Regions from separate parts of the Homo sapiens genome. Here all the other regions are linked to region 3. Evidence: chromatin loops called from intact Hi-C (ENCODE). Cell type or tissue: dorsolateral prefrontal cortex. All regions are shown on one strand. Links, peaks and the distances in the headings refer to the core of each region. The heading gives the core; the rest is flanking DNA. Region 1 overlaps RASSF6 (Ras association domain family member 6). Region 2 overlaps RASSF6 (Ras association domain family member 6). Region 3 has its middle 33 kb from the start of RASSF6. Region 4 overlaps ANKRD17-DT (ANKRD17 divergent transcript). Region 5 overlaps ANKRD17-DT (ANKRD17 divergent transcript).

Region 1 (6,501 bases), core at 1,029-6,028, 60 kb after region 3:
CATCTTCATCATGAAATCTTTGCCCATGCCTGTGTCCTGGATGGTATTACCTAGTTATCTTCCAGTGTTTTTGTAGTTTTACATTTTACATTTCGATCATTAGTCCATCCTGAGATAATTTTTGTATATGGTGTAAAGAAGGGATCCAGTTTCAGTTTTCTGCATATGGCCAGCCAGTTATCCGAGCACCATTTATTGACTAGGGAATCCTTTCCCCTCTGCTTGTTTTTGTCATATTTGTTGAAGATCAGATACTTGTAGATATGCAGTCTCATTTCTGGGTTCTCTACTCTGTTCCATCAGTCTGTGTGTCTGTTCTCGTACCAGTATCATGCTGTTTTGGTTACTGTAGCCCAGTAGTATAGTTTGAAGACAGGTAGTGTGATGCCTCCAGCTTTGTTCTTTTGCTTAGGATTGCCTTGGCTATTCAGGCTGTTTTGGATTCATATGAATTTTAAAATAGTTTTTTCTATTTCTGTGAAGAATGTCAACAGTAGTTTAATGGGAATAGCATTGAATCTACAAATTGCTTTGGGCAGTATTGCCATCTTAACAATATTAATTCTTCCTATCCATGATCATGGAATGATTTTCCATTTGTTTGTGTCATCTCTGATTTCTTTGAGCAGTGACTTATAGTTATCTTTGTAAATATCTTTCACTTCCCTTGTTAGCTGTACTCCTAGGTATTTTATTCTTTTTGTGGGAGTTTGTTTGGGATTTGGCTCTTGGCTTGATTGTTGTTGGTGTATAAGAATGCTAGCAACTTTTGCACATCGATTTTGTATCCTGAGACTTTGCTGAAGTTGCTTATCAGCTTAAGAAGCTTTTGGGCTGGAACGATGGGGTTTTCTCAATATAAGATTATGTCATCTGCAAACAGGGATAGTTTGACTTCCTCTCTTGCTATTTGAACGTCCTTTATTTCTTCAAAAGCATTTTTAGGAGTGCCACTGGCAGGCTACTGTACAAAGTGGCCTTATGTTTACTTTTTTTCTTTTTATTTAATTTCAGTGTTTCATTCTCCACACGTCTCTTCACTCAGCCTTGTATTCTGATGGAGCTCACTTTACATATTTACAATATCTTCCTGGCCAAAGGGGACATTAGAATTTTCTACTCCTGATTTAATTTCATGGCACAGCATGGACTTTAGGCGACCATGATTTGGCTTAAATCTACAGTTTGGACAGAAGGAAATTTACAAAGCACTCTGGCCTTTCCTATTGAGCTTAAATGATTTAGTTCAATTGGGTATTTCAGTTACTTTCCCAAATTCAATAATATACTGAATTAAATAACTAATCTCTTTATAAAGAAGTGGGCCTAATTTTAAATTATTTCAACATTGTCCTGTATCTTAAATCTTAATATATACAATTATAAAAATATAAAATTTAGGAAAAGAGTAAAACTAGGAAAATGATTATTTATACTTTAATTCAAAAGTTTCCACAAAATTCATGATGTTAAGTTTGTTTCCTTTAGGTAAATATTTGAGTTTTTGTGTTATGAACATTTAAGTTGAGGCATATTCTTTCCAATTCTGTACATCAGTGCTCCATTTATAATACAAAAGTTATTCAGGTCAGGTGCTGTGGCTCATGCCTATAATCCCAGCACTTTGGGAGGCCGAGGCAGGTGGATCACCTGAGATCAGGAGTTCGAGACCAGCCTGGCCAACATAGCAATACCCTGTCTCCACTAAAAAAGAAATACAAAAATTACCCAGGCATGGTGGTGCATGCCTGTTATCCCAGCTACTCGGAAGGCTGAGACAGGAGAATCACCTGAACCAGGAGGTGGGGATTGCAGTAAGCTGAGATCACACCACTGTACTCCAGCCTGGGTGACAGAGCGAGACTCTGTCACACACACAAACAAAAAAAAGTTATTTAATTTTTTAAAATAGTTTCATGTTTTATATAATTTTTAAAAACTGTATGAGGTGAAGTGTACGGTGAGGCTACCAGACTTTTCAATCTTTACACACTGATCAATAAAGTCATAATTCAGAATTTTTCAAATCTTCTGACACTGTTTAAAAGGGGCAGTCCTTGGATGACAATATGTGGCTTTATTCATCTTTGGTTAATTAATCAATTAATTAAACAAATATTTATTGAATGTCTACCATGTACCAGACACCATTTTAAAAGCTGGAGATATAGCAATGAAGAATTTAACAACCTCAGCAGAGTAGTGGGTTTTGTTTTTCTTTTCAGAGATTCTATAAGTTTTTGATACAAAGGCTTAATTGAGTTCTAGTTAGGCAGAGAAAGAATGCTGTCCACCATTAACTATATAATCTATATCATATACAGTCATTTCAAGGAATAAATTGTGTTTGATTGTTGAAAACAACTGATTGGTAACCTGACCTCTTAGTAATCTGAAATGTAAAGTCAAAAGTGGAAGAAGTGCAAAACTTTGTTTCAGGAGTGATTCCAAAGCAAGTTTATCAGCCAAAGAAATAATAAACAGTAATATAGAGCACCTATTGAATGCCAGGCGCTGTGAATTAGGGGTTATCATAATGTCTGTTTTTCACATGAGAAAGCCCAAGTTTAAAGGTAGCCAGTGACTTGTCCAAGGCCACAACTAGGAAGTGGCAGAGCCAGGGTTTGAGCACAGGTCTGTCTGATTCCAGAGTCTGGAGTTTTCATTATGCTCTCAAATAAGAATTGAGTGTTTAAATGTTGTCTAACAATTGATTCTTCATAATATTAATAATAGTTAATGAATGTTAAAATAGGTATTGGGTGGCTGGCATATGACTTTTGTTAGTTTCTACATTTTCCAAAGTTTCTATAACAGAAAACATTACTTTAACATTGGAAAAGCACTTTCATATATATAATGATTATTTATGCTTTAATTCAAAACTTTCCACAAAATTTATGTTAAATTTGTCTCCTTCTTCTGCTATACTACAGTATTTCTAATTTTAAAGAAATTCTTCAAATGCTATTGTTTTTACAAAAAATATATCTATGTTTTGAATTTTTACAGCGTGTTTTCACACGTGTTATTTTACTTGTTTTGCATAACTTTGTGAGTTAAATTTTTTTCTGTTCAGCAATGAGGAAATAGCTGCTAAATCTTTAAATAGATGTTTTTTTCTAATTTCTAGTTCAGCATAATTTTTAAATCTGCTTTAATTTTAAATTAAACAAAATTAGAGAATTAAAATTCCACTTAATGGAAGAATCAGAGTTCAGAAAGCATTTTGACATACTGTGCCCTCTGGTGGACATGCCATTACCATTATGATTTACTCACTTTGCTGGGTATAGCTGTTTTCAAAAATAAAAGAATGTTTCAAAAATAGAATTGCTTTGTAGATAAATTGGAAAGCCAAACAACAACCCTGGCGTTTCTTTTTAATCTATTTAGGTTTCTTACGCACTTAATTTCTACATCTTCGTTAAAACATTTACCGTCTATAAATAATACAAAAACAATTGGGGGATTATTCATTTCTTCCTTAGACTGAAGATGGCAAACTAATTGTTGAAGGAATGCTGGACATTTTCTGGGGAGTAAAACGACCTATACAGCTAAAAATACAAGATGAGAAGCCATTCTCTTCTTTTACTAGTATGAAGTCATCAGACGTCTTCTCCAGCAAAGGGTAAGCTATCTTTCATGTTTTTAATTCCTCAGAAGATGATCTTCATATCTAGTTTTATTGCGTGCACTCTTAAGGAGGGAAACTTAAGCTTGTGTAAAACTGATTACACACAATCTCATTTAATTTCCCAGCAATGGCCGGGCACGGTGGCTCACACCTGTAATCCCGGCACTTCGGGAGGCCAAGGCAGGTGGATCACCTGAGGTCAGGAGTTCGAGACCAGCCTGGCCAACATGATGAAACCCTGTCTCTACTAAAAATACAAAAATTAGCTGGGCGTGGTGGCAGCCGCCTGTAATCCCAGCTACTCGGGAGGCTGAGGCAGGAGAATCGCTTTAATCCGGGAGGCGGAGTTTGCAGTGAGCCGAGATTGCGCCATTGCACTCCAGCCTGAGCAACAGAGTGAGACTTTGAAAAAAAAAAAAAAAAAATCCCAGCAACTCAATGAAGTTGGTGTTCAGAAACTAGGGCTCTTCAAGATTAACTAATTTGTGCAAGATCCCCAATTACGATGTGGCAGAACTGGACTGGGCCTTACTTCTGTCTGGGGTCCACAGCCTGTGGTCTTGACTCCTCTGCTCTGCTACTTCTCTCCTGGAGACTGCATTCCTTCATTGGAAAAGGCAAAATGTAAAGTCAGAATTTGATTTACCCTGGCCTGGTCTCCAAAATAAGAGGATAAAATCTAAATGTCTTCTTTCCTTGGAACAAAGGGCTCATTGTGCTTTCTACCAAGGAAACTTAATGATGTTCCATCTGATTGTCCCAATCCTGTTCAACAGAGCACCCTGAAATGCACTTGAAGTTAAATAAATGCACAAAACAGTCCCTTGTGTGGGCTTATGCAAGTGTCCCTTGGATATCCAGGTTGGGCTGATTTTTTCCTTACCCCTTTACAAGTTTCAGAAAAATTAATAAATATTCTCAGCAAGAAACATACCTGTATAAAAGTTCCTTTCATCCTTTTTTTCCATCCCTTCTTCCTTTTTAGTCCTTACCTCTCCAGCTCAACCCACTGTGTATATACATTGAGATACCAAGCCTTCTTTTCCCACCATTCATCCTCGCATCCATTGTTAGATGAGCTGGCATTCTATCAGAGGAGGCAATGGAGAAAGAGCTGCCAGGACAATTTGCCCAATGTAATATTTGGCCACAACTAGGGAAAATTAATTATCACCTTGACAGAAGTCTGCTTTTCCTTTGGAAAAAATATTTAAGCCCGACTATGATTTTCACCTTGCCAATATTTCTCAAAAATTATGCTACTGCCATGCTGAATGTTTTGTAATTCCCTACACATTTCATGCAATTTCTAATTTTCCTGACTCTGCCTAGAAGTCTCCCTGCTTCTCCACATCCATTTGCCTGAGTCTCTTCCACCAGTCCTTTAAGACGCAGGTGAGGTAACATGTTCTCCAGAAAGCCATTTCTGACCCCTCAGTCTATACGAGGCTCACTGAAAACTTTTCTATATCACTTGACACACATGCAGTCAATTGTATTTTTGTATACTTATCTCCTTGTCTATAGTGCAAGCTTCTCGGTGGTAGGGAATGTGCTTTATTCATCTTTGTTTTATTTGCTTTATTCATCCCAGTGCCCAACTGTGTGCCTGGCACAAAGAGGAGATTCAAACCATAGTATAGAGCAAAATCCCCAGAAGCCTGTGGTTAAATTACCTCTGCTTTGTTGTCACTACTTAGTCCCTCTATCTATCTCGTCTCCCATCCAAGCTAAGGATTGCCAAGGAGCTTAGGGCTCAGGGCCTAAGGAAGAACGGAAGGGAGGCAGCAGCCTCCAGCAGCCTGAGAGAGCCCCACATTTCTCACTTCAGGTACCTGATGACTGATGGGGCTTATGATTCTAAATGACAAGGAGCATCATTTAAAAGGAAAAATTACTCTTGGGCTCTGCTTTCCGAAAACTGTACAAGATACGGATTTATAAAATTAACTACCATACTTCATATTACCTAAGACCTCATTGCAAAATTCTCTGAGCAGTCACATCTATTTGATGCATTTTAATTTTTTAATTCATGAAAATGTAATAAATATCAAACATTAAAGGAAAATGCCACAGAAATGAAGTAAGGTAATTTTAGTATCACCTTAAACCATCATTATTTTGTATGGCTTTACCAAGATATGTTTTAAGTTTTATTTTATTTTTAATTGACAAATAATAATTCTATAAATTTGTGGGATACATGTTTTTATGCATATGTACATTGCAGAATGAACCAAACAGGCTAATTAACATATCAATCATCTCAAATATTTATCATTTTTTGTGGTGAGAATAGAGAATATAAAAAATTCTCTTATTTAACTCTTTTGAAGTATGCAATATATTATTATTAACCATGATATTTTTTAACTTCTCAAATTTAAAACACTTGTTCCTAGCAATTCTGAATTTTTGGATGAGTTTCAAGAGCCCAGGTGGACAAGGTAATATGCCTCTCCATATACTGCCACAGGTTCTAAAATAATATCCTCATGATACACCTGCTATAGGATCCATTTACATTTTGCATTGTTTATTAGTACATTGCTGTGAAGCAAACAGGAATTGGCTCTTTTTGTTTAAAGTGGAGAAAAATTACCTAGAAACCTTGACTGGCTTGTCCTTTTCCAGTAACAAGATTAACTGTAGAACATTTGGCAGAAAAAGATCCCATTCCTTTTACATACACACAGAACCACACGCAAACAAGAGCAAGATTAGATTTGGTTGTCATTAATTAGCCAAGAGTACTTCCTGGGAGCCAGCTGAACACTCAGGCAGGAAGGCACAGCACAATTTGAAGTGGCTTTTCCCTGGTTTCTGGTTCGCTAATGGGGTGCATAGCCACCTAAGGT
Region 2 (6,501 bases), core at 891-5,890, 80 kb after region 3:
AAGATATTTTCTTTCTCTATCTCATTTTCATGGCTGAATGGATTAAGCCCAGATGAATGAATAATAAGAATATTATTGATCTCAAAAACCTCATGAATATATTTTTAAAGATGAGCCAAGAATTGGGTGTGGAGCGAGACAAAGGAAGAATTGAAAATAATTACATGGTTTTGGACCTGAAGAACCAGAAAGATGGAATTACATCAACTCAACTTGGAAAGAACCAATAAATATTTGTTGTATGGATGAAGGAATGGTGGAATGAAACCTAAATAATTATTGAGGCATATTGCTTTATAAAAGGCCTATCAGACCGGAGATTTGTTTGAACACTCTAATCAAAGGAAGGCTGAGTTCTTTGAGACATTAATCAAAACTTGAGATACAGTAAGAGAAAGAAGTTCATTTAAGTTTTAATTTCAATTTGCTTTTTTGAGTAATTGCCTCCTGTTGCAGGTGTTATTTTTTTCAAAGTGAGTTAAATACGAAAAATAAATTGGAAAATTATCTTCCTTCTTTTCCTGCAGCATGAACTTCTGATTGTGGTTGATTCTTGTTTTCACTGCAGAACAAAGACGACTAAAGAAGACAGACATTCCGCTACTGCAGAGGCTCCTACAGGGACCTTCTGAAAAGAATGCTCGCATTTTCCTCATGGATAAAGATGCAGAAGAAATTAGCAGTGATGTATGAATACCATCACCCTGAATCTGTTTTTTGCTTCCCTCCTGACTCAGCACCTCTTGCATAATTGTTCTGCTTTCTTTTTTTTTTCTTCTTCTTCTTTCTTAGGTGGCTCAGTACATTAACTTTCACTTTTCTCTCTTGGAATCCATTCTTCAAAGATTAAATGAAGAAGAGAAAAGAGAGATTCAAAGAATAGTAACAAAGTAAGTCAAGAGCATGCACATTGGATACTCCGTTCTTTAATATGTCCAATGCACAAAATATGTCCAATTTTTAATAGTCTTTCTTCTTCTCATTTTCAGATTCAATAAAGAAAAGGCGATTATACTGAAATGTCTTCAAAATAAACTAGTAATAAAAACAGAGACAACAGTTTAGCAGTACAAGCTTCTATTGCTAAAACATTTCAAAAAACTCAGAGATATTACTCTTTGATGAATGCATAAGTTCTGTACTTGCATTTATACGAACATATATGAGACTTGAATCGTAGAAAATTGAATGTCAAAAAAAGCTCATTTCTTTTTGAAGTGATGAGGTTAATTAGGGTTCACAGTTGGACAAAATGAGTTTGAGTTTAGTTTCAGTAACTGAAATAAGCTTGAATACTGCATATGCCAAATAGCTTTTATAGTAAACCATGTAATGAACTCAAATTTAAATGGTGTCTTCAGATAAGCAGTTTAAACTTCATTTAGCTTGGACTCTCAAGAGAACTGAAACATAATCAATGGATTCAGAAATGACTCAGAAAAAAGAAGCTGCCAGTTCTTGGAATGAAAAAGAAATACAGTCTTACACCATCAAGGAATCTACCTGATAGTGACAGTAGCTTCTTGAAAACTCTGGCATTTTCATAAAATCTAGGACTATCTTAAATGGCCTGTTGACTTCTGACTATCTGTAACATCAGAGCTGTCTGGCCTTTGGAAAGGAAAAATTATGGACTCTGTTAAGAAATCCTAATTGAAATTTTCTGAACCTCCCCCCAGCCCTTTTATTCTCTCTCTTCTGCTGATGAAAGACCTTTCATCAGTTCAAAGCTTTTCTTAAGCTCTTTTTTAAGTTAATTGAACTTTTTCTTTATTTATTTTTCAAAAAAATGTTTATATCACATAGACATATTACATCGGCTAAAGTAAGACTTGGCCCACAAATACCTATTTGTTGCTGAATGAATACAATGGATAAAGCAAGGCTGTTGTAGCTGAAGTTACATAGGGAATCCCAAACTCTGCCCTCTTAGCATCTTATTCTACATGACAACTCTCAAGGTACTCACAGATCTGTTTAACCCACTTGAAAAAAAAACACTAAAAATGAAGAAATGCTATAAGTATAAACTATGATTTTATTTATAAATTCTGTATTAAAATGGAATTATATGCAACATTCTTTCATTCTGTAAACTAATTCCATTTGCATTCCTCATAAGCATTGTAGTAAATTGATCATATTACATGTACTAAGGAATGAGATTATATGCAGTAAACCCAACTGGAAGATTAACAATATTAAAATATGAAACATTTTTAAGACAAAGGCATTACTTCTCAGTATTACCAAACCTAAACTGGTTGAAGGTGAAAGTGTGCTATGGCCTTTTCAAGCCTAAGAAGTCTCTCTTACTGAGTAAACCAGAGGCTTGCATCGCTATTCTTTCACCTGTCAATATTAATAAGAAAATAGTCTCATCTCACTTAAATGAGGCAAATGTAATAGTTAAAATTCAACATACTTATAAAAAACTAGTGTCATGTACCTGCCATGAACATGACAAAAGGTTAGTCTTCAATAGACTGAAATGTATAAGAGAAGAACCAAGTCTTACATAGAAAAAAAAGGTAGATATGAAAAGAAAAATCACAGAAGAGAGAATGCAAATGGCCACTAAGTATATGAAAAAAGTCGTATCTTAACAGTGAACAACTGTGTTAGTCTGTATCAATCAGAAGACAGAAACAAGGTAGTAATTTAAACAGGGAAAGTTTAATATAAATAATAATTAAGCTATGATAGGAGAATAATAATAAAGATGAAAAGAGAAGGTACCCTAAGGCTGAGGGAAAGAATCCTAACAAGGAAAGGCAGGAATGAGGGTTTCAGAATTCACTGGAGAAGGTGTGGTTGCAGCCCACTGGAGAGAAGTTTGCTGGCTTGCCCAGGCCAGAGCAGGACCACAGATACTGGACAAGCTGGTACAGCCAACCCCCTAGGTGTGGACCAGCTGAGGCAGGTGGGCAGATATGCAGAGGGACTTGGGGCTTTGCCAAAGGGTAAGCACAAAGAAGGAGTCACGGGTTCTGTTCGAGGCACTGTTGGGATTAGGAGCCGGAGGGACCTACTTTGCAGGAACCTAGCATAACTTTGTGTGACGAGACTGCACAAGACAAAGCTCAGGCAAGTGGCTCAGTAGTTGGCCAGCCCAGCAGGGTCCTCTGTATGAGTGTGCACCCAGCTGAAGAGAAGAAATGGAGAGCAGCAATTGGAGCTTCAGGACCGGCTTGCACTGTGGCTCCAGGTTATACCACCACTGCCCAAAGCAAAAGCTAGAGAAGCAAGTGGAGAAATGCTGGAGAAAGCTGCACCCTACAGGCAACCAGCACTGCAGAAACCACTCCAGGCAAAGTAGTGAAGGAAAAAAGCCTGCTCTCCAGTAGCCTGGCCTGTCAGCCTGGAGGAATCAGGAAAGACCCCTTCCTCTTGCAGTGTGTCTCCAGCGCCCTCTACTGACAAAGTATGCCATCATGCAAGCTGCAAAGGAAACATTTCAAGAGTCTATATCTATTTTCACGGAGCGGGCAACCAACAGTGAATGTGGAGCTGAGAGACAGTAAAATAATAACTGACATGCCACCGAAGTACAAAGTAAAATAAATAAATAAATACACATTTTGGCCTATTAGCAAAGATTAAGAAATGATAACATTAAATACTCAATAAATCACCATGAGATGGGGACTCAAACTTCTGGTAAAAATACAAATAGATATAATTTTTCTTGAAGGCAATTTAGTAGTCTGTTTATCCTATAATTCTACTTGTAAGATCCTATCATATGAAAATAACCAGAGATACAAAGACATTCTGCAAAGATATGTTTTATATTGTTATTTATTGTGACAAAAGGAAATAAAAAGCCTAAATGTTCAGAAAATTATTTTAAAAGATGAAAGAGGGAAATAGGCCATGGACGGTGGCTCACGCCTGTAATCCCAGCACTTTAGGAGGCCAAGGTAGGTGGATCACTTGAGGTTGGGATTTCGAGACCAGCCTGGCCAACATGGTGAAACCCTGCCTCTACTAAAAATACAAAAAATGAGCCGGGTGCAATGGCAGGCACCTATAATGCCAGCTACTCGGGAGGCTGAGGCAGGAGAATCGCTTGAACCCGGGAGGCGGAGGTTGCATGAGCCGAGATGGCGCCACTGCTCTCCAGCCTGGACGACAGAGCAAGACTCCGTCTCTAAAAAAAAAAAAAGAGGGAAATAAACATTTATTTGTATATTGTTATGTAGCCATTAAAATTCTGTTTCCAAGTAATTTTAATTACAGGGGTAAATTCTTATATATCTAAATAAGAATATACACATACACATGTTCCAAAATATTTATTATGTACTTAAGGCATATATATTATATATGTATGTGTGTGTATATATATATGTATTTGTGTGTGTGAACACTAATATTTGCATATATATACACACAAGAAATAAAAACATGTTAAAAATGGCTATATCTGCATTGTAGAATTATGAGTGATTCATGTTTTTCTAACTTCCCTATCTGTATTAAGTGTTCTATAGTTTATATTTGTTACTTTTTACATCAGGAAATAGTAAAGTTATTATTTAAAACTTATGAACAAAAAAGTAACAAGCACATGCAAGCACAGAGTTCTACCAAATGCAAAAAATTTCAAATCAATTATTCAAATGAGACATTAACATCACTTCTGTGGTAGTTTTATATCCATAAAGTCTGATTCTTCTCCTTTGAAGAGATGAAGCTTAATCTTCCTCATCCTGAAAATGGGCTGGACTTAGTGACTTACGTCTTTTTATTTTATTTTTAATTGACAAATAATAATTGTATGTATTTATGGGGTACAATATTATATTATTATATATGTATACATTATGGAATTATTAAATCAAGCTAATTAACATATCCATAACCTCTTATAATTTCTTTGTGGTGAGAACATTTAAAAATGTACTCTTTTAGCAATTAGGGACTTACTTTTAATACAGGAAAATGGAAGAGACTGTGAGACTTTGAAGTAGGTCATAAAAGTCACTGTGGCTTCCTCCTTGCTCTCTCTTGGACCACTTGCTCTGGGGGAAGTCAACTGCCATGTCCTGAGCAGCCCTGGAAAGACCTACATGATGAAGAACTGAGACCTTCTATCAAATGCCAGCAGGGAATTGAGGCCTCCTGTCAACAGCCATTTTAGAAGTAGATCTTCCAGCCTCAGTCAAGCCTTCAGATGACTGCAGCCCTGTCTAATAGCTTGACCGTAATTTCATGAGAGACCTTCAGCCAGAAAACCCAAGGAAACCATTCTGGATTCCTCATCCTCAGAAACTGTATGAGATAAGAAGTGTTTGTTGTAGTACGCCGCTAAATTTGGGGCAATTTGTTACATAGCAATGTATAGCTCATACAATTTCTGGGAAAAAAATAGTTTATTTTCGAATCATTTTTGCATAATGCAAGAATATAAACTTGTCACAGAATAATTTATCCTTGTTTTAGGTGGTCCAAATATTTCATTGTCAGTTATATATTAGCTCAAATTAAATTTTAGATAATATATATTATTATTAATGGTAAAGAATGTGTCACATTTATCTTTATAGCTTTTCTGTACCTAATATTGTGTCTTGTGCGTAGGATGTGCTCAATAAAAATTGATTGAATAAATAAGTGAATGAAAGAATAAATGAATGAGTGAAGGAATTATCTGAAATATTTTTATAAAATTCCCCATATGTATGTATTACTTATTACAAGTCTGGTCCCATAGCTGAAAAAATATTAAACATTATATATATATATATGTTTTTCCCTGATATAGTGGTATATTTTATTATCTCTTGGCTCTACTATGAAATATTCAGTTAGGTGTCATTACTGTTTAATTTGGTTTAGGGCTATTTAGATTGGTTTTTGAAACTGAAGGGGAAAGAAGCCCCTTGCAATGCAATTGATGAAGTGATAAAGACAGCAGGTATAACTATTAGGTGGAGGCATATATATGGGAAAGAACAAGAAATAGGATGTAGTTACAGAGGGCAAAACCTTTCAATGACATTCATTTGTCTTCTAAATTAATAACATCTAATACCTATTAGATTGAGCCATTTGAAATTGCCAATATTTGACCTACAAAGGCAATGATTTCATATTGTTCAAACTAATAACAACTTATTTGCTGGGCACTACGTTTAATATTCATTACAATTCCATAAGGAAATTATTCTTTCAACCTCATGCTACAGATAAAGAAAGTAAGCCATGGAGCAGTTAGGAGATTTGCCAAGGTTTTTAGTAGAAGAAATAGGTAGGATTTAAACTTATGGCTCCAGAAGCCATACAGTTAACCACCATAATCTGTGGCTTCCCCCGAACTATGCTTCCCGAATCTGCCATTCTAAAATGTGTCCTCATTTTTAAGTGGAATAATAGTACCTACTTCATTGGACAGTTGGGGGAGTTACAAGAATAGCACATGTAAAGCCTGGCACTTTGCACATAAGAATGTGATAAATATTAGCTATGTTATAATTAAACTTCAGTATATTCCCC
Region 3 (6,501 bases), core at 936-5,935:
TCACATATAATCAAATCACCAAATTTACAAGAACAATTTGGTGAGTTTCGAAAAATGTTTACAGTTGTATAACCAACACCACAATAAAAATATAGAACATATTATTCACCTCAAAACATGCCTGTAATCCCAGTAGTTCGGGAGGCCGAGGCAGGCGGATCATGAGGTCAGGAGATTGAGACCATCCTGGCTAACACGGTGAAACCCCGTCTCTAATGAAAATACAAAAAAAAAAAAAAAAATTAGCCGGGCGTTGTGTCCGGCGCCAGTAGTCCCAGCTACTCGGGAGGCTGAGGCAGGAGAATGGCCTGAACCCGGGAGGCGGAGTTTGTAGTGAGCTGAGATCGTGCCACTGCACTCCAGCCTGGGTGATAGAGTGAGACCCCGTCTCAAACAAACAAACAAACAAACAAAAAACATTCTCTTGTGTTCCTATTAGTTAGACATCTTTCACCACCCTCCGCCTCTGACAGCCATTCTTCCTGCTTTCTATTACTACAGTTTTGCCTTTTCTAGAATTTCTTATAATTGGAATTATATAACACATTGGTTTTTTTGTATGTGACTTCTTTCACTCAGAATAACGTTTTAAGATTAATCTATGTTGTGAGAATTAGTAGTCTACTTTCTTATTGCTGAAAAGTATTCCACTCTATGGATATACAACAATTTCTTTGGTTATTCAATATTTTTTAGACATTAGAGTTGTTTCCAATTGGGGGCTATTATGAGTAAAGGGGCTATTATGAGTAAAGCTGCTATGACCATTTTCATCCTAGTCTTTGTGTGAACTTAGTGGGAGCACACTAATATTGCATTAAGATTTTATTTGCTTTTATCTGATAACAAGTGATGTTGAGCATCTTTTTATGTCTTTACTTGACATTTGCATGCCTTCTTTTGTAAAATATTTGCTCAATTCTTTTGCCCAGTTTTTAAATGGGTTGTTTGTTTACTAATGTTGAGTTATAAGAATTTTGTATATATTCTAGTTCTTTATCACATATATGTTTGGTAATTATTTTTCCCAGTCTTTACTTACTATTCTCTTAAAGCATCTTTCCTAATGTTTACAGTGTTTTTAATGCTTAAGAAATCTAGTTATTCAGTTTTTAATTTTATGATTTGTGGTTCTTGTATCCTATTTATTAAATCCTTGCCTAACTCAAGGTTTTGTGTTTTCTTCTAGAAATGTTTGCAGTTTTAGTTTCTCTGTGATCTTTTTCTAGTTAATTTTGTATACAATACAGGATAGTGATCCAAGTTTATTTTTGTATATAGAATACCCAATTGTTTCAACACCAATGCTTAAAATACTTCTTTTCTCCATGGTCAAGATCAATTGATCATAAATATATTAGTCTATTTTTGGACTCTATTGTTTTTTATTATCTCTCTTTTTGCCAATACCATAGTTGTGATTATATTGTAGTTTTATAAGTAAGTCTTAAAATCAAATAATGTGTCTTCCATCTTTGTTCCTGTTTTTCAAAGATTTGTTTGATATACTTAGCATTTTCATATAAATTTCAGAATCATTTTCTAAAATATTTTCTAAAAAGAAAAGCAAACACAGTAGAATCTGAAATTCTCATTGTTCAAAGACGCCTGGACACTCAAGGGACTCAAGGCAGGGACGTTCAAGGCAGGGACTCCATTATTTCTGAGTCAAAAAGATCATAGGCGGGGTGACCATATGTGCCAGCTTGTTCCAGACAGTTCCTATTGACACCTATTATTTGGGCATAATTATTAATAGCATCTCCTTTCACTTTCAACAGTGGCCCTGTTTGGATAATAAATTATATGGAACCCTGAGCCTTGGATGCCTTTTCTAAGACTGGAAGCTCCCATGTCTATGACTGCTAGTTGTACTAATACCTCCTTGTTATCCTTCCAAGAGGCTGCCAGGGGATGAGGCACTGCTACCCTCAGGATCCACTGACACTGTTTTATTCACATTCTGAGGAAATGTCTCCTCTTACCTCTTCTTATGCTTCAAAGCTCTGCTCTGTATTTTCCCCCTTCTTTCCTCCCTCAGTACAACTTTTTGGATACCTTATGTTTTAAGAAAGCAAAAAGCCAAATGAAGGTTGCCTCTAGCAACTTATTTTCCACCTCTCCTCAGACAAGGGAACATAAGAGCTGGGAATCCAAAAAGGAAAAACATCTGGGGAAACAGAAATCAGTATCTCACTAAAGTATCCTTCTGTGTTTGTATCTTCAGAGTTTGTTACCAGTGAATAGCACGGAAAGGAGATGCTCTATGAATACTGGAAGGAAGAGAGAGAAAAGGATGACAGTAGGGAGCTCACATTAAAGAGAAATAACACATTATTTAATGAGTTCCCCAGCTGATGCCACAACAAAACAGCCTCCTCTGAACTTTTATGCTCTTTTAAATCCTCAATCTATCCCACCACTCTGCCGACTAACAGGTTCAAATCATGCCCTGCTGCCTACCTGCAGTATTACCTTGAACCTGTTATTGACACTTACTCAGTCTGAGTATCCTAAAATCGTGATGGCGATACCTACCTCATTTGTTGATTATAAGGCTTAAATGAAAACAGCGTAATAAAGTGCTTAATACAGTACCTGACCTCAATAAAGCCCTTATTACCCTCAGCAAGTGTGTGAGAAAGGAAAAGGAGCCCACATGCAGAAAAAATGGCTTAAGGTGTGTTAGCATGCTTGTCCCTGTATTTCATTAGAGGCTGAAGCATACTAGGTATTCAATAAATTATTAGTACGCATGCATATTTCTTAAAATAAGGATTTCTTATTATTAGCATTATCCTTGCTGTCTCCAAATAGCAAAGGAGCAGCTGCTCTTCAACCATGGAGAGGAGATGACTGTATATTAGAGGATACAGTGTTTTATTTCTGTTATATTCTATTGTCTATTCTATTTGTATTTGTTTTATATTAATCTTCATAGGGTTTCTAATACCCTTGTATTGTCACTCCAGCCTCCTGTTCTGCAGGCTAAAAAATCAAGCTGATTACAGTTCTTCTTTTATTTGTCACAAATCAAAAGAATGTAGTGAAAACAGTTAATACTATGAAAAGCACAATTAGTTACTTTATCACTAGGTCAGGTGGCAGCTCAGGAAAATCTGTTAATCTAGAATTTCTGTTGACATATAACATTGGAGTCAGCTGGGCCTCAGCTCGTTCCCATTTGAACAGGCTGTTTGTTGACAGTTATTCCGTGCCAGGTGCAGCTGTAGCCACTACAAACACGCAAAAAAAAAAAAAAAAAAAAAGTTTACGTCACTAGAGGGCGCTGCAGCCCAAGACCTGAAATGAGGACTGCGTTAACCCCACTGCACTGAAGTTGCAGTGCGGTTTGTACTACATTACATTGTGTTTTGCTGTATTGTGCTGTAATGTATTGAATTGCATCAAATTAAATTACATCATTTGATATATATTTGGATTTATATGGTTTTTAAATGTGTTGCCTTAGAGAAAGCACAATTTGCTATTATATTTTTTGATGCCTATAGTTATCCTTTTCTTAAATAACAGTGGCTGAAATAGATGCACAGCAAAACATAACTCACCTCAAGAATTTACCAGAGTCATTCGCAAAGAGACAGCAAGTTGTAGTTGAAAGAGAATTGGTCATTTGGTCGATCTTGCCTCTTCGGAGCCTAAATATTGCTTGTGCACAGTGCAAGAACATATTTGAAAGACAGACATGATTTATATTTATTGTATGCCATTCTCTGGGCAAACTTGGGTCAAGTATGTAATCAAATATATCTCAAAGTGGATCCTCTGATTACTATGCTTAAATCATCTGGGTGTTTCTTTAAAATGCTGTTTCTTAACCTACCATAGACCTAAGAGATCAGGACTCTTGTGAGGCAATGGTGGAAGTGGTGGGGAATCTGCATTTTTAGTAAGCATTCCATGTGCACACTGAACTATTGGCTTAACCCATTCCCTGTCTTAGTTCCCTCCCTCTCTTCATCTGAGGAATTAATGAATTAGCTCAATCAATTATTTGGTACAGGTGCTTCTATGGAGTAATCACCACTACCAAGGGAGAGGAAATGTCAGTTCTCCTAGTTGCAGAAGCAAAGCTCAGCTGGGAAGGATGAGACTTCAGCTTACTGCCATGCATTCTTGTGTAGCCCTCACTCTCAGCCATGGCAGGGTCCCTGAATGTGAAGGCGAGCAGGCCAGCGCACAGGCACAGAGTTCAGCAGTGAAGGTGCAGAAGTGGTTTGTGTCAAGCCATAGAAAAGAGAAGCAGCAAACAGTGGTCAACACCCTATTCCAAAGTCTGGTTCCAGAACCAGCAACATCAGGATGCTCTGGTATATTTCCCCTTCCTCTCCTGGAAGCATGAGTGGAGTTTTCTCCAACATTTACTGTAAGAACCTGGTGGAGCTCCTAGAGTTAAAACTCACAGAAAGTGAGAACCTCCCCATGACTGTCCCCTACCCCAGATTTTTAACTCCCAGGCTTGTCCATGCTGAGCCTCCAGCAACTCATCAATGCAGTTCAGGTTTCCATACCCAGCACAGGTGCCCAAGGTGGTTTTCTACTAGTAGATTTCTGCTTAGGTAAGCTGTGATTCCCTGTGTCTGCCTATCTGTCTCTCAAATTTTGGGAGCAGCACTTTACTCTGTGACTTCACTTCTCTAAGAAGAGTTGTTGATTGTTCAGTTTGTTCAGATTTTTACCTGTTGTTAGGACAAAGTAACAAATTCTAAGCTCTTTACATGCCAGACCAGAAGCCAGACATCTCAATTTTATTTCTTAGATGCATAACAGATTTTTGACTGAAGAGAAGGAGTGCTAGAGGCAGAGGAGGGACCTTTCTTCTCCAGGAAGAACTCTCTGAGGCCTTGGACTTGAGCAGTATGATTTGGGCCTGGTAGCAATGTGCACAAGGGAAGCGGGAACCCTCTCCTCACTGATGTATGGACCACTTGGGCCTTTCCAGGGTTCACAGTTTTGAAAGCCTCAGGATAAAACACCTTTGTCTCAGACTTGGATATGAGCTTTTCCATAAAGAAACCCAACAGCAGAGGAATTGGTATGGCCTAAAATGTTGCAGATGGGGGGCAGGGAGAAGAATATGGGAGGACTGGGTTGAAATCTCCCAGGAGAATCTAGAAAACCTTAGAAGGGATTTTTCTGGGGACTGACTTCTCGTGCTATGTAGTTAAGGAACAAATGTCAGTGAAATATGGGGGTTACCATTAACCCCAGGTAGAGCCCACATTTCACTCATACATGAGTGTCAACATTTCCTTTTATAGGGGTTTCTAGGGAAATACAAATTATTAGAGCAAAGAAAGTTGGGAACATGACAAATGTCAGTGGTGGCCAAGAAAATGTGTTGAATTTGGCAATGTAGAGAGCCACAAATAGGACTCAAGTAGTAACATGTATGAAAATGAGAAATGGTTGATATGTGTGCTGGAACTGCAGCTTCAACAAAACTGAGCACAAGCTCCTGCAGCCTCAAGTTCTCCAACTTCATAAAAGAATGGCAAAAAAACAGATCCTCACAGTGACAGATTGACAGGAAACAAGGTGACCCTCTGGCTGTAAGGTTGCAATGGAAATGTGAGCTGTTTCGGATAACAGCTGATGTGGAGTTTGGAGAAGAGGTGCTAATGTGTCCGTTAATCCCTTCTTGTGTACCCAAAGGCAAAATTACTCAGAAACCTGAAGACTGGAAAAAAACTTGAGTTCTTACTCAGGAGAGCTCAGCCTTCTGCAAGCAAAGGTGGTCACGGGACCTTAGTCTGGACACAGGAAGCACAAGGAATACACTGGCTTCTCAACCCCCCTCCCTGCTATCTTCTGTAATTTCTCCTTAGGGCTTCATTTTGCTGGGGTGGGTGCCAGGGCCACGGGACAACTGGTAAAGTTGATGTGGATTGATGTTTACACATATCAGGAAAGGGAAGAAGAACTATCCCCAAAATAATCCTCTCCCACTCCTTTCCACCTCATGCACTAACTGTTATGAAACAACACTAGATCCTAGAAAGATGCTGTAGAAATTAAAACATGTTCTTCCTTTTGTCTGTTGTTTTAAATAACTATGGTATTTGAAAACTTACTAAATTCAAAGTCTTTTCAATTATACGACACCCTGAAAACATATCCTTCCTGACAAGATCATAAAAATCTTGTGTGCTTATATATATATATATATATATATATATATATATATATATATATACACATTATTTCTATTTATATATGTATATGGACATGTGGGTGTGCAAGTGTATATGTTGGAAGGAGGGAGGGCAAAACTGGCAGCCACTTCAGGCATCATAACACCAGCTAACACCTGCACACTTGCACATACTTACTCTGTGCCAGGAGCTGTTCTAAAGGCTTTACACATTTACTGTGTTTACTCATTTAATCCTCACAACAATTCTATGAAGTAGGTATTACTATATTCATCATTATCCCCATTCATCTGATTGGACAACTAAAATACAGAGAAGTCAAGAA
Region 4 (6,501 bases), core at 659-5,658, 340 kb after region 3:
CTGGGCTCAAGTGATCCTCCTGCCTCAGCTTCTCAAGTAGCTGAGACCACAGGTACAAGCCACCATGCCCAGCTAATTTTATATTTTTCATAGAGATGGGGGACTTGCTATGTTGCCTAGGCTGGTCTCAAACTCCTGGCCTCAAGCAATCCTCCTGCTTCGGCCTCCCAAAGTGCTGGGATTATAGGTATGAGCCACAATGCCCATGTAATGTATTTCTTGTTGTTGCTTATTGGGCAGCTACCTGAGCCACAGGTAGCTCAGAAAGACTCTCAAATTGTTTGTTTGTTTTTTAAAACAGAAACAAGGTTTTACTATATTGTCCAAACTGACCTCAAGCTCTTGGCCTCAAGTGATCCTGCTGCTTTGGCCTCCTAAAGTGCTGGGATTACAGAAGTGGGCCACTGCACCCAGACTACTGTCTAATCTATTTCTAACAGATTTGGTGAAGAGGTTATCTCTTGAACCCTCTTGAGGGATTTTATTAGGAGTGAGGAGAGCAGAATGCAAACAACAAATTAATCCACTACTTCTACCTTAAGATTTCTACCCAAGTCTTTTAACTCTTGTATTAATATCTTTTCTTCTCTAGAGCAGGTCCATTTCTGTTCATATGAGCTATGGTCTGGATTTCAGTCAACCAAACAAGAAAACAATTAAAACTACTCCCATATGTTTAAGCTAGGATATTAAAAGACTAATTTCTGACAAGGTTACCCATACTGGTAACTTCAGTTACGTCTTAAAATACATTCCTCCCTTATTTATATGTATACATTAACCAAATCTTCTTTTCATCACTGAACTAAAATAATATTTTTCTTAAACTATTTTAAAGTACAAGCTTTATCATCCTGGGGGTTATGCTATAATATCACTCCCCTAATACAAGTTCAAGCTGAGGATCTGGTTTTCATTATTGGTCTAGACATAATAAGTGTTAAGAGTAGAGCAAGAAGAGGACTGGCTTCCTCCTGCAATATGACTTCCTTACGTAAAGTTGTGACAGGGTTGTAAAGCAAGGTAAGAACAATCTCATGAGTCAAATGAAGGTAAGCGCTCCTGGAGGCAAGGGAGTCTCTATGAAGAGGAATCAGTATTTTCTGAGTCAATCAAATTAAATCCTTTCATGTATCCCATTTTAGTTTGGGGGGACACTACTCTTTCATTATCAAACTCTTACTTTCACATACTACACAAGACTGTGAATTCAGCTGAGTTTGGAATTTGGAAACCTATATAATTAAACTTTGAATTTGATCTTTGACTATCTCAACCCTGTGGCTGCAAGAAAGGAGATATTCTTTTAGCTGGTTTTCAATCTATGCCCTAAATTAGAATTTTGAGAATGTCATTCCTTTTTTATTTAGCTGTTCAGCGTCTTTAGAAACAACACCTCCAGCCCATTCCTGATACCAATTTATAAGAGTCAGGATTTTTAGCTAGAAACAAAAAATAACCAAGTTCAACTGATGAAGCAGAATAGGACATTATTACAAGGATTTGGGGGTAGTTCATAGAATCATTAGGAATCCTAGACAATTAGGGACAGGGCTTTGCACCAAAAACTATGCTCAAAATCACACCATAGAAATGATCTAATGAGAACCCCACTGTGGCCTTCACCAAACAAAAGTTGTTGCAACCTGCACTGCACACAGAACTGGCTCTGTGTACTAAATGCCACTAATAGCATAGCTTCCATTACTGATACAAAGTTTAGTCCTGCTGCAACAATCAACACAGCTGTGCAGAGTCCTCTCTTCTGATGCATTGGCTCTCAATTTCAAGCAGAGAAACAAGACCATGTGCCCACATCCTAGGTGCAAAGGAAGCTCACGAAGCAAGTATTTGGCATTTTCAGTGTTTATAGTGGAAAACAGGGTCGGCCTCCCACCATACTCATAAAATGGAAAGTTCCCAAAACATAGGCATATTAGTTGACGAGCAGCCAAAATGAATGACAAATGTCAAGTGTGATTAAAATTGTGTGCACCATATGTACCCTATTATGCATAAATTTGATCTCTAGAATTTCTAATGCAATTCTCACACACGTGCAAGACAAAAACAAAGACTTTTTTGAAGCATTGTATGTAAAAGCAAACATGTGAAAAGAAATCAAATGTCATCGGTAGAGGATTAGATAAATAGCTTGTGATATGCTAATATGATTTTTTTTATTTAGGTATTGAGAAACTGAGAGTTTTATATATGATTTTTTTTTTTTTTCTGAGGCGAAGTCTCGCTCTGTTGCCCAGGCTGGAGTGCAGTGGTGCAATCTCAGCTCACTGCAAGCTCCACCTCCTGGGTCCATGCCATCCCCCTGCCTCAGCCTCCTGAGTAGCTGGGACTACAGGCGCCCTCCACCACACCCGGTTAATTTTTTTTGAATTTATTTTTAGTAGAGACGGGGTTTCACCGTGTTAGCTAGGATGGTCTCGATCTCCTGACCTCGTGATCCGCCCGCCTCGGCCTCCCAAAGTGCTAGGATTACAGGCATGAGCCACCGCGGCCGGCTCCATATATGAATTTTTAAAAGACTGCCTTTGAAGTGCTCCCAAAGGAGAGTGAAGATAAACACAAATGTATATCATTAGGACATGTATAATGTATCAAAGCCTCAAATGGTATGGGACTGAGGTGGTACTGTTAGAAGAATCTGCCTGTGCTTGTGGAAGGGACATCACAGAGGAAAAAGATACATATGTAAGTTAGGATTTAAAAGATACACAGGAATGTATGATGTAAAAGAGGAGGGGTACATTCCAGGCAATACAAATTATGTTTTTAAAGTCACTAAAGCTTGTTATAGCACACTATTTTTCTGAAAAGTAAGTGTTTGTCATGTTTGATATTAAACAAACAGGACTTCATGGCAGTGTTGTAGCATGAGGGAGGACCTCCAGGAAGAAATTTTAAGTTTCTAGGAACTTCCCTTCAACCTCAAACTAAAGTAAAACAAAAATTAAATGAAATAGCAGATAACACTCCAATTTTTGTCCCACTTGAAACTGCTATGGTCACATTACATCATGTCACTGAAAAATCTTCCTACAAATAACAGTTATATTTGGCAAATCAAAGATAAATAATTTCTTCACAGAAAACTAGTCACTAATACTGTGGAGTTACTTTTCCACCTTAAGTAAAAAGAAAAACAAAATTTGCAAATATTGCCATCTAGTGGCTTCAAACTGAAAAAAAATTAACTATACTTTATGTGAATCATTCAACCATGTTTCCTAGGAAAAGTTTCCTTAGCAGTTCTTAAATAAACAAATATTACATTTGTGTCTCTGCTTGAAAAGAAAGGGCTCAATTTAGGCTACTAGGCTTCAAACTTTTGCTTCATCATTTACTAGCTGGATGACCACAGGCAAGTTGCTTAATCTCTGTAAAATGCACATAATAATAGTACCTACCTGCCAGAGTTGTTAAGAAGAATTAACGAGAAGATCGTAATACAGTTGTTTAGTGCAGCATGTCACTCATATTATACACCCAATGGGTAGTAATAATTATATTGCTTAAGGGGGAAAGAGTTGCAAAACGTAGGTTGTTAGATTGAAGTTTGAGTGACACAGCATTTAAAATGACAGTACTTTTGTTGGCAGTTTGGGTTAGAGCATTATACTTTTTTTTTTGAAGTAGTAGAAACATTGTAATGGTATATTGTTGCTATCTAGATAGCAGCTATCAATAACTGGTATTCTCTAATTTTGAAAGATCCTTGAATCAAATTATGATTGCGATTTACTGTTACAATATTTGTAAAGTCCAATTCATCCCTGATTTGATCTCTTAAGAAAATATACATCTTTCTATAAAAGCATATATGGAAGTGGAGGAAAAGGCAGCTTTACCAGTTGGTTAAAAAAATTGAGGCTCATATAGGATGCAAACAGTCTTAAAACTTCCTGTCATGGAGACAAGGCAGATAAAACTGGTTCTCTCTATTTATGACATTATTTGAGCTATAGTACTGCTATGACTTATTTTATTCTTCAAGACAGTCCTTGAGACTCAGTTTAACTTAATTTCACCTGTCCAGTGAAGCAGAAACAGCATGATTGTTAAAATGAATTTGACAAAAATGTCTCTTAAGATTTCCAAGGATATGATGACAAAATGTTTATGATAGCACCACTGAGAATTTGCAGTTAGGCAATCAGCAATATTCATAGTATTAATGGACTGGAATCAATCTTGGGGGAAAAAAAGCATGCCACAAAAGTCAGTCATGAACACCCCTTCTTGGATGTTTTTATCAAAAACTTGGACAAATTGAAAACTTGTTTCTTCTAAGTTGTATAATATTTTGGGTGGATAGGTTTTGTAGGCAGCCTTTAAGATGGCTCCAGTCATTCTTGCCATTCCAGTATTCACACCTTTGTGAAATCCCCTCCCCTTGTGTGTGAACTGCACCTAGGAACTCACTTCTAATCAATATAATGCAGCATGAGTGATGGGCGTCACTTCTGAAATTAGGTTACAAAAAGTCTGTGGCTTCCATCTTGCAAGTTCTTTTTTCTTCCTCTTGCTGACCAACTGTGATGTAATCTAGTTACCAAGTTGTGAACTGCCCACCTGGCAAGGAAGCAAGGGGGGACCTCTGGCCAACAGTCCGTTAGGGACTGTATCCTGCCAATAACTACATGAGAAACTCAGAAGCAGATTCTATTTCAGTCAAGTCTTCTGATGAGACTGCAGCCCAAGCCAACTGCTTTATTATATCCTGGGAAAGAACTCAAGGCAGAGGTACCCAGACAAATCAATGCCGTGGATTCCAGAACCACAATTTAGATAAAATATTTTGTATTTTAAGCCACTAAATGGTAGGGCTATTTGTTACACAGCAACAGATAACTAATACAGTTCACCAGAGGTTGGCAAATTACAACCTGTGGGCCAGATCTGGTCTGAGGCTTGTCATTGTATGGCCCTTGAGCTAAGAATGGTTTTTACAACTAAAAGAATTGTTTGTATTTTATTTAATAAAAGAAAAGGAATACTATATAAAAAAGATCCATAGCCCACAAAGCCTAACATATTTACTAGCTTTTTACAGAGAAAGTTTTATAATTCCTGCAGTAAATAATATGACCAATGACAGCCAAGATTCAAAATGATTGCCTCAACTGACTAGAATAAAGAAGTGAAGTAAATGAGATAAAACTTGGCAGTCATTAATAAAAAGTTCCATTCTTAGGTTCAAAAATTCAATCTCAGAGTTATAGGATAACGATTATGTGACAAAGATTGGCAGATTTTAGTGGATTCCAGGCTCACAAAGAACTAAAATATAATGTGATGCTTAAAATAAAAGTTAATATAATCTAACTTTGCATTAACATCCAGCTGATAAAAGAATGTTAGCTCAAGACTATCTATATGAGTCAGAGCATATGTGAAGTATTTTAACATGAATCATTTAAAAACTGTTTAGAGACAGTGGAAACGGTTTTTGTATAAGGCTCCTCAAATGTATTTCCTTAACTTATTGCAAAATGCATTTTTTTTCCATCAACTTGGTAGGTGAAACCACTGGTATCCAAAATTATGCATTTTATCGGTAGCAATCTCTGTATTTTTAAACTCAGCTCTTCCTTTGATACCTATTTGTGTTTTACAACAGGTTTATATTTTTCTTTCTTTTTGTTTTCTTTACATGTATTCCCAAAAAAGTAGGGGTAAAGGAAAGACAACCAAGGACGTGCATGTATTTGAGAATGGAGGTGGGAGGTTGGTATATTTAAGAGTGTTTTGTCCTACATATCTTCTTTAATCTCTTGAGATTTGGTCTATCTCTGTCTATTTATGTTGGCCTATGCTATACACATGTGTATATATATATATATATATATATATATATATATATCCCTGCAAATAAATCCCAGAGCTTTGAGGTAAAACTCACTGCACAATAAAATGTTTCTAGAAACAAGCAAAAAGCAGACAATCTTCACTAATTCTGAATTCACATTTTTGCATGTTATGAATGAGGAGCATAGAAACTAACCAAATGTTACAGCTTATTTGAGTTCAAAGTGTTTTGAAGGTTGACTGGAGATATGATGTACCCATAGACACAATTAGCAACATTCATTCCTTATTTCATGCCTTATTTACTGTCTCCTCACTTTTCTAGAGAGCTGCTTCAGTTTATTTTAACTTCCTAGGTCACAATTCTCTGTTGTTTACTGTTATCTCAGAGAAATTGTTCTAAATGTGTCAAGCAGAGCCTGACTCAGATTCAGTGGCTTCTTCAGCTTCCATGCCAGCCGGTAGGACAAAGAGGACTGCTGACAAAAATAGAATTTGGTGCTGAACCCTGAAAAGCAGAACTGTGGAGGCACTAATCAAGTTCCTCTGAGGAAGAGTATTTCTGCCTCAAAATGTGAAAAGTGACTGCTATTTTCATACTCTAGAGGGAGGTGCAGACTAGCACTAAACTGACTCAGTATGGTGAAAAGACAAGAGAGATTAGAAGAAAAGATG
Region 5 (6,501 bases), core at 948-5,947, 310 kb after region 3:
CCCTTTGTCAGTTAATTCCTGTTAAAATCTGCCAAAGACAGCTGCAGAAGAAGATTATAAAGCAGGAGGAAGACCAATATATTTTAGAAAGAAATAATATGGATAACAGCAGCAGTAGATAAACTGGGAAAAAAAAGAGGCAACAGAGAAATTCATTAAACAAATAAAATAAATCTTTAAAAATATTAATAAAATTTGAAAACTTCTGGCACAATTGATCAAGAAAAAAAGAGAAGCCACAAAAAAAATTGAACTGAATAAAAGGAATAGAGAAGTAGAGCTACAACAGAAATGAAGAAAGAATACTGAGGGTTTCTGCCTCAAGGAATGGCAGATAATTTATCTCTTATGAATACTCTGACTCCCAGTGGAAAATGGAATAGAGACAAAGTAGAAATGTGGGATTATTGGAACATATAATAAAGAAAACTTCCAACATAAACAAAATGGATTAGTATAATGAATCGTGAAAGAAGTCGGAACTTAAACATTGGAGGACAGAACACTACCATAGCTGCAGGTATTTCTGGGATGGCAAAATAAGGCTAGTTCTGGGAATATATAAAGAAAATGGAAATTGGAACCAAATGCTTCTTCAACATAAAAAGCCATTGCTAGGGTGAAGCTGACACAAACAGCCAGCTAACAGAAAGGAGCAAACAAAATTGGAAAATATTCAAAATACATAATGCATAGTGATAGTGCAAGTGTGTGCCAAACGTGCCCTCATACACTGTTTATGGTAATATTAATAGTATACAACCTTTCTGAAGGCAATGTGGCAATATGTTTCAATACCATAAAAATGTACATACTGTTTCATAAGGTGATCCACATTTGGTAGTTTGTTTAAAGACAAGATTCAGAGATGTGCCTCAAAATTTGCATTCCTAATGGTAATAAAATACATTCAACATGGGAATAGAGACCAAACAATTAAGCTGAGCAAGGATTATGCCCAAATCACCTCCTCCAGGAAGCCTTTCAGACAATCTATAAGGTGAAGTAGCTACCTCATCTGTGAGCTCCCATTGTCCCCTGCACTTCCCCCTAATTCACCACGCTTACAGTAGGCCATAAGGTGATGGTTTGATTATTTCTCTTATCCCCATCTGATGGTGTCTTTATCTCTGTATCTTCAGCACCTGCTCAAAGAAGGATTCAATAAATATTAATTGAATAAATTAAAGAAAAAAATAGGAAGAAAGGATACTTTTCATGAAAAAGGCATTGATCTGTAGACATGACAAATATGTGTAGGGATAAATTCATATTTCTTTTAATTAAAAAAAATCAATAGCCGAGTCTTCCACTTTATGAACAACGTAAGGCCTGTGCTGAGTTTCTTTCATTCACTTCGCCAGATCCACACCACACCCTTCTCCACCCTGGTCTGTGCTACAGGAAACTGACCTGCATGGACCGTGTCTACTGAATCCCTTGCCCTCTAGGTTCCATGAGGTTCTGTCAGTGGGAAGCCTGGTGGCAGATTGGGGTTGATAGGAGAATGAGGTAAGACTGTTAATTTCCTTGCTCCCTGCCTGCTGGGTCATTGTGAATCATTTGGTCTCTCTTTGGGAAGCTTCAGCTCTGGTTGGGCAGTTATCTCCAAACAGCCACCCACTCTGTGTTACAGTATCTGCTCTCTCCCCTTGCTTCTTCAGGCCTAGAAATAATACGGTCTCTCAGGCTGGGTGCAGTGGCTTACACCTGTAATCCCAGTACTTTGGGAGACCGAGGCAGACAGATCACTAGGTCAGGAGTTCGAAACCAGCCTGGCCAGCATGGTGAAACCTCATCTATACTAAAAGTACAAAAATTAGCCAGGCATGGTGGCACATGCCTGTAATCCCAGCTACTTGGGAGGCTGAGGCAGGAGAATTGTTTGACCCCGGGAGGCGGAGGTTGCAGTGAGCCGATATCGAACAACTGCCCTCCAGCCTGAGTGACAGAGTGAGACTTCTTCTCAAAAAAAAAAAAAAAAAAAAAAAAAGAAAAGAAAACAAAAAAGAAAAGAAAAGAAACGAAAAGAAAAGAAATAATACTGTCTCTCCATCTTGCTAGATCTGGCATAGTTGGGTTTTCTAAACTCTGCCTGCAGGTTTGTAAAAAAGTCCTCTTCTCAAATTACCTGGTTCGAATGGGCCCTCGGATTCTTGCCAGAACCCTGACTATTAAAAGGCCTTCATTCACAATTCTGAATAAGATCTTGAAAAGGGGACAAATTTTATGGTTGACCTTAGTATCCTCTAGTGTTTTTTTAATCCAAAGATATAATGATGAATATCAATAGGATCCTTTAAGGCAGTGTTAATTAGCAGAAATGTGCTAACAGTTTTACTATGGGCAAGCATTAATGCTTTTTAAAATCAATAATATAAACTATAGTTAGAAAATAGCATAAAACAAGCTGTTTCATAGCAGAAAAAAAGCTGTAAACCAGGAAAAACATTATCAGTTTTCTCTCCAAAGCAACGATGCAATTTAATCTTAAAATTCTAAAGAACAATAAATATTAAGAATCACTAGACAATAGGTGTCTCCATTATGCTATCCATTTTTATGTCCTATACTTTCAGTGTTTAGAACAGCACCTTGTACATGAGGACTGAGAAACTACTTATTCAACTAACTAATCAGGAAGCATACTGTAAACAAAACATAAAATATCATCTGTATAAAAAGGAAGATTTTACACTGAGAATATGAAGTGACAGTCTGGTTATTAATAAAGACATAAGTGACCAAAAGATCTAGAAAATAGTAAATACCCATAAATAAATACATAAAAATGATTGATATGTACATAGACTAAAACTATTGGACTTGTATGAAAACAGTAGATACCATTTGTTAAGTGAATACATCTATTAAGTACTTCACATATACTATTAATAGCTTCAATGCGCACATTCCTGTTACGTGGAGGTAATTAAGGAAGGCCTAGGAGGGGGTGATAGCTGTGTTAACCCAGAAAGAAGGAACAGGAATTGTCCAAGAAGATGAAAGGAGAAAGAAAGTTCCAGGTAGAACACCAACTTGTGCAAAATCACAGAGACAAGAGAGAAGGATGCATTTCAGGAACTTCAGACATTTCAGTCCTGAAGAAGGGGTGAAAGTTGCCAGGAGACAAAGCAGGATTTTATCATGAAGACCATGGGAAGCCATTATTTCTACATAGAAATATCATTATCTAACATTTGTTTTAGGCAAGTGTATGGCAAAGCAGTGTAAAGATGATTGTTATTAAGACTAAAATGAATAATAAGGGCAAGTAATAAATATACTGTAAAGCACAGACACTCGTTCTTATCTTTCTTAGGTTTTTGCTACGCTGCTTTTTGCACCCCTGCATTATTATACCAGTCTACATTCTAAGAAAAGTCACCTTTGGCTTTGTGCCCCCCAGTCAGCTGTTCAGTCTGTCCGGCAGATCCCCATTGGCGTTTATACCAACCAAATCTTTTGGAGTTGTACATCCTTTGCCTAATGCCCTAACAAGGCTCTACAGCACTCACTGGGACAAGAGCACCACCTTGTGTTGCATCACTGATTGTTCACAATTCTCAACATGCTTTGTTTTTGCTTGAGCTAGAGCTACTTGTGGCTGAGGCCTTTGAAGCTTCCTCCCAGGAGTAGCATAGAATAGAAAATTGTTAACAAATATTTTTCCAAATATAAAAAAAATGGAGCCCAAGCCCTTTTTTCAATACAGTAATAGTGCCAATGCCTAACATTAGTATATTGGTTACTACATGCTGGAAAATGCTTAGCTTATGTCCTCTGAACTCTTGCTATTTACTATTGTTTTTAACAGATTTATGCTTTAAAAAATGTTTTTAATACAACTCAAATTATGCTCTAGGAGCTAAAAGTCAGTTAAATGTAAACTTACCCTGTTCTGTCTTATAGAATCCCACAGTCAGTAAGTTTTTTAAAAGGATTCCAAGGAGTTCTTAGAAAGTACATTCCTTGATGTCTGCAAGCCTTTGCAAGCAGATCAACTATTTAAACTATTTTAAAAGAATTACTGTAGAAAGAAGTTTTCTTAAATTCCTGGAGAAGGAACATGCATAGATTCTTTCTGCCTCCTCCTCATTACACCACTCCACAGGCAGTTTTGCCTTACTTTTCTATTGTTCTGGCTTTATTTCTTTCTCATATTTATTGCAAAATAAGCTCCAAATAAGTAGAAGTTTATTAGTATTTTCTTAGAGCAGAAGCCAATATACCACCACTAAAAACACCACTGAACACACATGATGAACATGCAATACAAATTGAAAAGTCCATTAATGTATTATTGTTCCCATTTCAAGATGGGAAACTGAAGCTGAGGGAGGATTATAGAAGTTCATACATCTAGTAAGTGGTACAGTCATTTCAAATCCAGGTCTCTTGGACTCAGCACTTGTGACCAAAACCATTATGCTTTATTGTCTCTAACCATAGCATTCCAAATCATAAGCACATATTAATACCAAACATCTGTTAAGTATAATCCAAACAAATTATGTGCAAATGTCAAAACTGATACAAATTTGGAAAAAAGTTGATCATTCAAAACTTACTGCAAAACTACAGTAACCAAGGTGGCTGGCAAGATGGCCAGCTAAGAACAGCTCCAGTCTGCAGCTCCCAGAAAGATCAATGCAGAAAGTGGGTGATTTCTGCATTTCCAACTGAGGTACCCAGCTCATCTCATTGGGACTAGTTAAACAGTGGGTGCAGCCCACGGAGGGCGAGCTGAAGCAGGGTGGGCCGTCGCCTCACCTGGGAAGTGCAAGGGGTCAGAGAACTCCCTTGGAACTGGGTAACAGGCAGAGGCTGGAACAGTTTGGAGGACTCAGAAGACAGAAAAGTGTGGGAAAGTTTGAAACTCCTAGAGATTTGTTGAATGGCTTTGACAAAAATGCTGATGATGATATGAACAGTAAGGTCCAGGCTGAGTTGGTTGCAGATGGAGATGAGGAACTTATTGGAAACTGGAGCAAAAGTGACTCTCGTTAGGTTTTAGCAAAGAGACTGGCGGAATTTTGCCCCTGCCCTAGAGATTTGTGGGACTTTGAACTTGAGACAGATGATTTAGAGTATCTTGCAGAATAAATTTCTAAGCAGCATAGCATTCTACAGATGACTTGGATGCTGTTAGAAGCATTCAGTTTTAAAAGGGAAACAGAGCTTAAAAGTTTGAAAAATTTGCAGCCTAACAATGCAATAGAAAAGAAAATCTCATTTTCTGAGGAGAAATTCAAGCCAGCTGCAGAAATTTGCATAAGTAACGAGAAGCCAAATATTAATCTCCAAGACAATGGGGAGAATGTCTCCAGGGCATGTCAGAGACCTTTGCAGGAGCTTCTCCCATCACAGACCTGGAGGTTTAGGAGGAAAAAAATGGTTTCATGGGCAGGGCCCAGGGTCCCTGTGCTACGTGTAGTCTAGGGACTTGGTGCCCTGCGTCCCAGCTGCTCCAGTCATGGCTGAAATGGCCAACACAGAGCTCGAGCCATGTCTTCAGAGGGTGCAAGCCCCAAGCATTAGCAGCCTCCACATGCTGCTGAGCCTGCAGGTTCACAGAAGTCAAGAATTGGGGTTTGGGAACCTCCGCCTAGATTTCAGAAGATGTATGGGAATGCCTGAATGGCCAGGCAGAAGTTTGCTGCAGGGACAGGGCTCTCATGGAGAACCTCTGCTAGGACAGTGCAGAAGGGAAATGTGGGGTTGGCTCTCTGCGTGGGGTTGGGCCCTCTTGCATCAGTGTGACCTGGATGTGAGACCTGGAGTCAAAGGAGATTATTTTGGAGCTTTAAAATTTGACTGCCCCACTGGATTTTGGACTTGCATGGGCCCTGTAACTGTTTTGTTTTGGCCAATTTCTCCCATTTGGAACAACTGTATTTACCCAATACCTGTACCCCCATTGTATCTAGGAAGTAACTAGCTTGCTTTTGATTTTACAGGCTCATAGGCAGAAGGGACTTGTCTTGTCTCAGATGAGACTTTTTACTGTGGACTTCTGGGTTAATGCTAAAATGAGTTAAGACTTTGGGGGACTGTTGGGAAGGCGTGATTAGTTTTGAAATGTGAGGACATGAGATTTGGAGGGGCCAGGGGTGGAATGATATGGTTTGGCTCTGTGTCCCCACCCAAATCTCATCTTGAATTGTAATCCCATAATTCCCACATGCGGTGAGAGGGACCCAGTGGAAGATAATTTGAATCATGGGGGCAGTTTCTCCCATACTGTTCTTGTGGTAGGTTAATAAGTCTCATGAGATCTGATGGTTTTATCAGGATTTCCCCTTTTACATCTTTGTCATTTTTCTCTTGCCGCCACCATGTAAGAAGTGCCTTTTATCCCTCGCCATGATTCTGAGGCCTCCCCAGCCATGTGGAACTGTAAGTTCCTAATTAAACCTCTTTTTCTTCCCAGTCTCAGGTATGTCTTTATCAGCAGCATGAAAATGGACTAATACAATAGCCCAATTTAAAAATGGGCAA

What was found. Hi-C counts contacts between places; a loop is a spot of excess contacts. Peaks named below come from ENCODE experiments on the same cell type or tissue, not always from the same donor. Only the 100,000 strongest peaks of a DNase experiment are listed, where the experiment ranks them.
Region 1: it touches region 3 in a loop (2.8-fold over the local background); 40 of 110 quality-filtered maps call a loop at or near these places.
Region 2: a loop joins it to region 3, with 4 times the contacts of the local background. A loop is called at or near these places in 38 of 110 quality-filtered maps.
Region 4: a loop joins it to region 3, with 3 times the contacts of the local background. A loop is called at or near these places in 64 of 110 quality-filtered maps.
Region 5: a loop joins it to region 3, with 18 times the contacts of the local background. A loop is called at or near these places in 36 of 110 quality-filtered maps.

Annotation. Positions count from the first base shown.
Region 1 is chr4:73,590,584-73,597,084 of GRCh38, reverse strand. RASSF6 (Ras association domain family member 6) reads left to right here. Exons shown (of 11, transcript NM_177532.5): 4 at 3,492-3,634. Among named protein-coding and RNA genes, the nearest start is that of RASSF6, 27 kb to the left of the region's middle. In dorsolateral prefrontal cortex, for the core only: CTCF peaks have their summits at 3,042 and 3,241 (motif pointing left); no DNase peak of the experiment used is centred there.
Region 2 is chr4:73,570,799-73,577,299 of GRCh38, reverse strand. It overlaps RASSF6 (Ras association domain family member 6), which reads left to right. Exons shown (of 11, transcript NM_177532.5): 9 at 569-687; 10 at 793-890; 11 at 990-5,750. The coding sequence ends at 1,065. Among named protein-coding and RNA genes, the nearest start is that of RASSF6, 46 kb to the left of the region's middle. In dorsolateral prefrontal cortex, for the core only: a CTCF peak has its summit at 3,428 (motif pointing left); a DNase peak (open chromatin) is centred at 3,409.
Region 3 is chr4:73,650,620-73,657,120 of GRCh38, reverse strand. No RefSeq gene overlaps it. Among named protein-coding and RNA genes, the nearest start is that of RASSF6, 33 kb to the right of the region's middle. In dorsolateral prefrontal cortex, for the core only: CTCF peaks have their summits at 3,107 and 3,310 (motif pointing right); a DNase peak (open chromatin) is centred at 3,200; H3K27ac peaks cover 483 bases.
Region 4 is chr4:73,308,353-73,314,853 of GRCh38, reverse strand. All of the region lies in intron 3 of ANKRD17-DT (ANKRD17 divergent transcript), which reads right to left. Among named protein-coding and RNA genes, the nearest start is that of ANKRD17-DT, 52 kb to the right of the region's middle. In dorsolateral prefrontal cortex, for the core only: a CTCF peak has its summit at 3,198 (motif pointing left); no DNase peak of the experiment used is centred there; H3K27ac peaks cover 668 bases.
Region 5 is chr4:73,338,599-73,345,099 of GRCh38, reverse strand. The region is part of intron 3 of ANKRD17-DT (ANKRD17 divergent transcript); the gene reads right to left. Among named protein-coding and RNA genes, the nearest start is that of ALB, 62 kb to the left of the region's middle. RefSeq lists enhancers at 1,293-1,794, 5,013-5,512, 5,513-6,014. In dorsolateral prefrontal cortex, for the core only: a CTCF peak has its summit at 3,521 (motif pointing left); a DNase peak (open chromatin) is centred at 3,519.